Regions from separate parts of the Homo sapiens genome. Here region 1 is linked to region 2. A link is a contact called in ENCODE Hi-C or POLR2A ChIA-PET data. All regions are on one chromosome and are shown on one strand. Each heading gives the region's core, a stretch centred on a gene start or an enhancer-like site at or near the end of the contact. The rest is flanking DNA. Distances are from core to core; before and after follow the strand shown.

Evidence for each region. A loop is a pair of places that touch in the nucleus more often than their neighbours do. ChIA-PET counts read pairs that join two places held with the same protein, here RNA polymerase II (POLR2A). Pooled maps may share reads with other maps.
Region 1: a loop to region 2 is called in a map of IMR-90, with 4 times the contacts of the local background. The contact joins two enhancer-like sites. A Hi-C loop is called at or near these places in 1 of 168 maps with a recorded cell type or tissue (IMR-90) and 5 of 50 pooled maps. POLR2A ChIA-PET finds 5 or more read pairs at or near these places in 1 of 52 experiments (AG04450).

What each region holds. Positions count from the first base shown.
Region 1 is chr15:50,053,731-50,056,494 of GRCh38, reverse strand. The region is part of intron 3 of ATP8B4 (ATPase phospholipid transporting 8B4 (putative)); the gene reads left to right. Among named protein-coding and RNA genes, the nearest start is that of ATP8B4, 64 kb to the left of the region's middle. Within about 2 kb of position 1,359, at least 12 of the 41 ENCODE cell types and tissues checked have a DNase peak (open chromatin) inside an H3K27ac peak, as active enhancers do.
Region 2 is chr15:49,854,663-49,857,362 of GRCh38, reverse strand. No RefSeq gene overlaps it. Among named protein-coding and RNA genes, the nearest start is that of DTWD1, 230 kb to the right of the region's middle. Within about 2 kb of position 1,311, at least 2 of the 41 ENCODE cell types and tissues checked have a DNase peak (open chromatin) inside an H3K27ac peak, as active enhancers do.

The DNA.
Region 1 (2,764 bases), core at 110-2,609, 200 kb before region 2:
CAAGCAAGAAGGCTTCCTGAGGGAGTCTTGGCAGGCAAGGTGCTCTTGCTCTATTGTTCATTGTTTTTGTCATAGTATTTGATGATCACCTCCTGAAATTGTGTCATCAGTTTACAAGTTTATTGTCTGCTTGTTCCTGCCTCTCTCTCCACAACTAACATACAAACTTACTCGATGATGGGAGGGTCTTTGCTTACTCATGTCTGTAGCCCTGGCTCAATAACATTATTGCCTGAAGCACAGAAGGACTTTAACAAAAATTAGTTGAATGAATGAATGAATGAATGTTGGGGGATATGTGCCCTCTGCTCTTTGCCTCCTCATACACGTTTTCTGCTCAAGTCTGGGAGCTGAGGCTCAGGAGAACGTTAAGATGATGGTGGTGGTGGTGGTGGTGATGATGAGTGTAGTCAGTATTGATTGACACACTCTGCAAAGCCTCTTCTGTGATTGAGGCTTCCTCAGCAGCGTTCGTAGAAGAGCACTGTCGTCTTTCCATTGCCCCTATCCTGGAAAGCTGTGGACTCTGCACCAGGCAACAGTCAGCTGATACTGAGGAACTACCAGGGGTTCTTCCTGGTATCAGTGAGGTACCAGATGTCTAATCTCCAGGTCCCATACATGCATTCTTTTGGGTTCTTTGCATGAACATGGGTAATTCACATATTTTCTGAGCGGTACAAATGCCTTTTGGCTACTTCCTCTTTTATGCCAGTAGTTTGTGGACACAATCCCTTTTTGTTTTTTATTTTATGGCTTAGAGATAATCTCTCCCTTATTAGTCAGGATTATTTCTGTCTCTGGAATCTGGATTGTACCATAAAAATACTGTATTTGCCTCCTTTTGTGGCAAGAAGGGCTAGATGTTTTCCCCCTCAAGCTCTGGAAGGTTACTTTTTATAGTTGTCATGATGTACAAATGTTTCATCAAATGTGGGATGATGATTTGATAGTGAGGAAACTGTGGTACTGATTGCAAAAGCTCCTGGGGCTTGTGGGATTCATAGACGTAGGCAGTGTCTCTGGACAACTGCTGAGCTCATTTGGGTTTAAGCCTTCTGGGATGCATTCTTTAAGACAAACATAGAGATACAAGTAAGCTATTATTTAAAAAGCAAACTGATCTTGCATATATTATGAATGTTCTTACCTGGTGTTTGGTTGGTTGAGAGTAAAAGAAAAACCAACTCAAATTGACTTAGTTTGAGTTGAATGGACAGATCATGTAGCTGAAAAGTCCAGAGATAGGGCTAGTCTCAGGAGAGGCTTGGTCTAGTTTCTTTCTCTGCATTTCTTGGCCCTGCATTTTTAGTGCGGAGTTTGTTCTTGGCAGCCTCCCCACTCATAGCCCCAAGTTGCTGTTAGTAATCTCTAGGGCTACTTGTTTCCAGATTGGAATGCAATAGAAAAGAGAAAGCTTACATTATCAGCAAATTTCAGAATTGACGTAGTTTATGTGCCAGTGTCTGAATTCAAAATTGTAATTAGGAGGGTGGGCCATGTACTTGCCTTAAGCTAATTTGACCCTGGAATTATGGATGGGAGATGAATCTATCCAGTTCGTGAAACTAAGGAATTTGGCACATTGTTTAGCTGATGGGGAGAGGAAATAGTCAAAGGAATATTACATGTGTCGTTAACAGGACTGAATTTAAAGTGCTGAGGTTGGTGTTTTTTTTTTTTTGTTTTTTTTTTTTTTTTTTTTTTTTTTGAGGCGGAGTCTCCCTCTGTCGCCCAGGCTGGAGTGCAGTGGCACGATCTCGGCTCACTGCAAGCTCAGCCTCCTGGGTTCATGCTATTCTCCTGCCTCAGCCTCCCAAGTAGCTGGGACTACAGGCACCTGCCACCACACACGGCCAATTTTTTTGTATTTTTAGTAGAGATGGGGTTTCACCATGTTAGCCAGGCTGATCTCGATCTCCTGACCTTGTGATCCGCCTGCCTCAGCCTCCCAAAGTGCTGGGATTACCGGCGTGAGCCACCGTGCCCAGCCAGTTGGTTTTTGATATATTTGCTAGTAGATATGTCTCTTACTCTCAAAATACTAGGTTAGCGTCCATTACTGGTTGCAATAGCCATTAGTGATATCCATTAATGTTTCTAGCTTTCTGTCTTTTGGACCCATGGTGACTCTTTTGGCCAGTAAGTTGTGAGCATTTGGGTTGAAGCATTACATTTGAGAGTGAGACTGTTCAGAGCTTCTTTTTCCTCTGGTAATATACCTCGAAGCATTGGAGATGGTGGGTGCTCCGTTATGAGTATCTGATGAGGAGACTCATGTTGGGCAAGTAGCATGAACAAGAAACAAACTCTTACTGGGTTAAGCTGTGAAGATTTTGGAGTTATTACTGTAGCATAGCTGGTTATCCTGACTAGTACATTGCATTTCTTGATACAGTTGAATTATTTGGGATCACTCACAAAAATCCTATATTTGCATAATTCTTTCAATTTAGCAGAAATATTTTTACATCTATGCTCTCATTTCCATGATAGTCCTATAAATATATGAGAAATGTTATTAGTTCCATTTTGCCAGTGGAAAAATTGAGGCAATCTCCCAAATGCTCCAAATGTTTGCTAATATAGCAGAGTTTGTTATTTTCTATTTGCTTTGTTTACTTAAGCAATATACTTAATTTGCATGTATAATGAGGATCTCTAGAAAAAATAATACTTCCCATTTTATTAATATTTTATTTGGTAGCCCATCTCTGAAAAATTTGTCATTTTTACTCCATTTTCTTTACTTTATTCCCCACCT
Region 2 (2,700 bases), core at 62-2,561:
GTCACAGTGATGGTGCTGATCTGTGTGAGCTGGGGCATGCCACCTGACTTCTCCAGGCCTTGGTGTCCTTGTCCATTGATAGAGAAATTGGGACAGGATGGTCTTAAAGCCCTTTTCTCATTTACCCAATCTGTGAGCTGTTCTTGTCAGTGTTGTCTGTTGTGTATTTGCAATTGCCTTTGTTAGAGAGACAGATTTTCTATATATATATATATATAGAGAGAGAGAGAGAGAGAGAGAGAAGAAACTGACTTGGATGTTCTCTTGAGGGCAGGGCCTGGCTCTTCAGGCTGTTGTACTGGTTTGTATTTCTCTAGACTAGCCCCTGATGCACTGCTGTCTCTGGCTTTTCTCTCAGCTCACCACAGAGCTGCTAAACCCTGTGGTGGCATTTTACCTGGGTCAGTTGAATGCTGTTTCTTGTTAATGATTCATGAAGGTATCTCCACACCCTCCTTTCCTCTCTCATCATTTTGAGTAACAAAAGTATCCAGATGTGAAGGTAAGATACTCATGTCCTGTTAAGAAGAGCTCATTTAAAAGTCCTCCCTACCTTGAATCTGGGCTTAGAGGAGATTCTTTGAGCCTTTGTTCCCTTGGGACCGAAGTTGAAGCAACAGAGCTTGAACAATTTTCTTCATAGTTATAGAGCACTTTGCAGTTTGTGTATCATTCTTACATAAACTGTATTGTGTCTGTGTAGATGTAAAGTGTGCAGATTTAGGGAAAAGTGTAAATAAATGTAAAAATGTTCAGAAATATATGTTTCAAATGTTCTTTTACCTTTCAGTGCAAATAAGAAAAATCTCCCTTCCTTCCTTCCTTTCCTACAGCATTTAGTGACGTCAGGTAGGTGTGGAAGGCAAAGGAAATAAAAATGTCTCAAACTATTTCTAAAAAGTCACTAGGAAATCCAACTAATGAGAAAAGCTCTACTTCTGATTTTTATGGTAAGAAATTGAATTACTCTGTTAGTGTGTGCACAAAATGCCTCAAGATTGATATAATCTAATTATCTCAGTTATATGACTCAGAATTATTATTTTACACTACAAAGAGTAGGCACAAAGTTAATAGTGTAGGAATCCAGGAATAATGATGACTTACAGACTTTGTGATGGAATTCTGCAGGCCATGGGTCAGATAACCGTGTGGGGGGGGGGGGTCACAATTTTCCAATTTTTACATTAACATCTGGTATTAAATGTCTGCAGTTTGCTCTACTGCGTCACATTTCATTCCTTGGTGAGAAATCATAAGCTTTTGCAATTCTCTAGCCTAAGCCTTTAGCTGAACTGCCTGGAAGCCAGAACTAAATGACCCACGTATTACCAAATGTGTATTGCAAAAGATTTGGAGGACCTTGCTGGGCTAATCTGTAGTTTGGGGCTATGACTTAACCCTATCTGTCCTTGAATTTCAAAACTTCCTGGCAGATCTATTCCTGTAACTGGTGCAGAATACAAATCAGCTTGGAGCTGCATACATAAACATCCAGATTTCAAGAAATAATAATGATTAGTTGGCCAGATATCTCTGGCTATCTCAATTCAGATTCCCATAAGGTTTATAAGGGCAAGTTAAAATTTTTAATAAACTGCAGCCCTAGACTTACACAGAAAATTCTTACTGGAGCAGGATGCATGGAGAGATGATAGTTAACTTGGAAGTAAAGTAATGATCAAGAAGAAATCTAGTTGTTTCACCCCTTGTAATAAATGTTTCTATACTCCCTGCCTTCTTCTAGGTAAATGTGAGCAATGATTAGGATGCTTCTTTAACAGCTGATGATTTTCCTTCTCATCCCCTTTCTGTCTCTGCTCCAGTATGTGACACTATAGAGATACAGGGAAGTATGAGATAATGCACCAAGATTGGACAGAAATAATAATATTGACCCCAAAACATCCTCAGAAAAGGTTTTGAATAAAATTCCTGTTACTGAATTTCTTGAGATAATGTCACTTTCATTAAATGACTACTGAAAAAGAATAAATTAATTTGGGATTATGATTAGTGACTGGGGGAGATATTAAGCTTATTTAACAAACAGTTGGACAGGGACACTGACCAATAAGAATGAACATGGGCCATCAATGGCTAGTCTTGCCCCACTGCTAATGGCAGCTGGCACTCTGACCTATTTGGACCACGTGATAAGTCACATTTGAAACTATACCTATTTTTCTTTATGAGGTGCCTATTTGGTCTAAACCAGATAAAAACAGCAAGATTTTTTTTTAAACCAAGTAACACCAAAAACACTATAGGGCAGGTCAAAATATTTTCCTGGTATCGTTTTGTGTGGTAGCTAATAGTTTTCTGAAGGTACGAGATGATGTGTTTTGAACAACAGGAATAGTTTCTAACTGCATATTATTGACAAAATATGTTTAGGTATTGTGTATGGTTTTTTGTCTCAATGAATACTAACATTTTTAATTGAAATATTTTTAAAAATATATATTTTACAATTATAATATAAATAATTGTGGTTCATAGTTTGGGAGCTTAGTTAAATACTTAGGGGTAGACAAGATGACCAGAATTATCTTTTTGATTGACAGGCAAGACTTTGTTTTACGGTTCCATTTCTTCCTCAAAGTTCTCATGTATGGTTCACACATAGCTTACATCTAGTAGACCTCTCAGATGAAATGTACTAACAAATTTAGTTCTACTGGACTAAATTTAAAATTA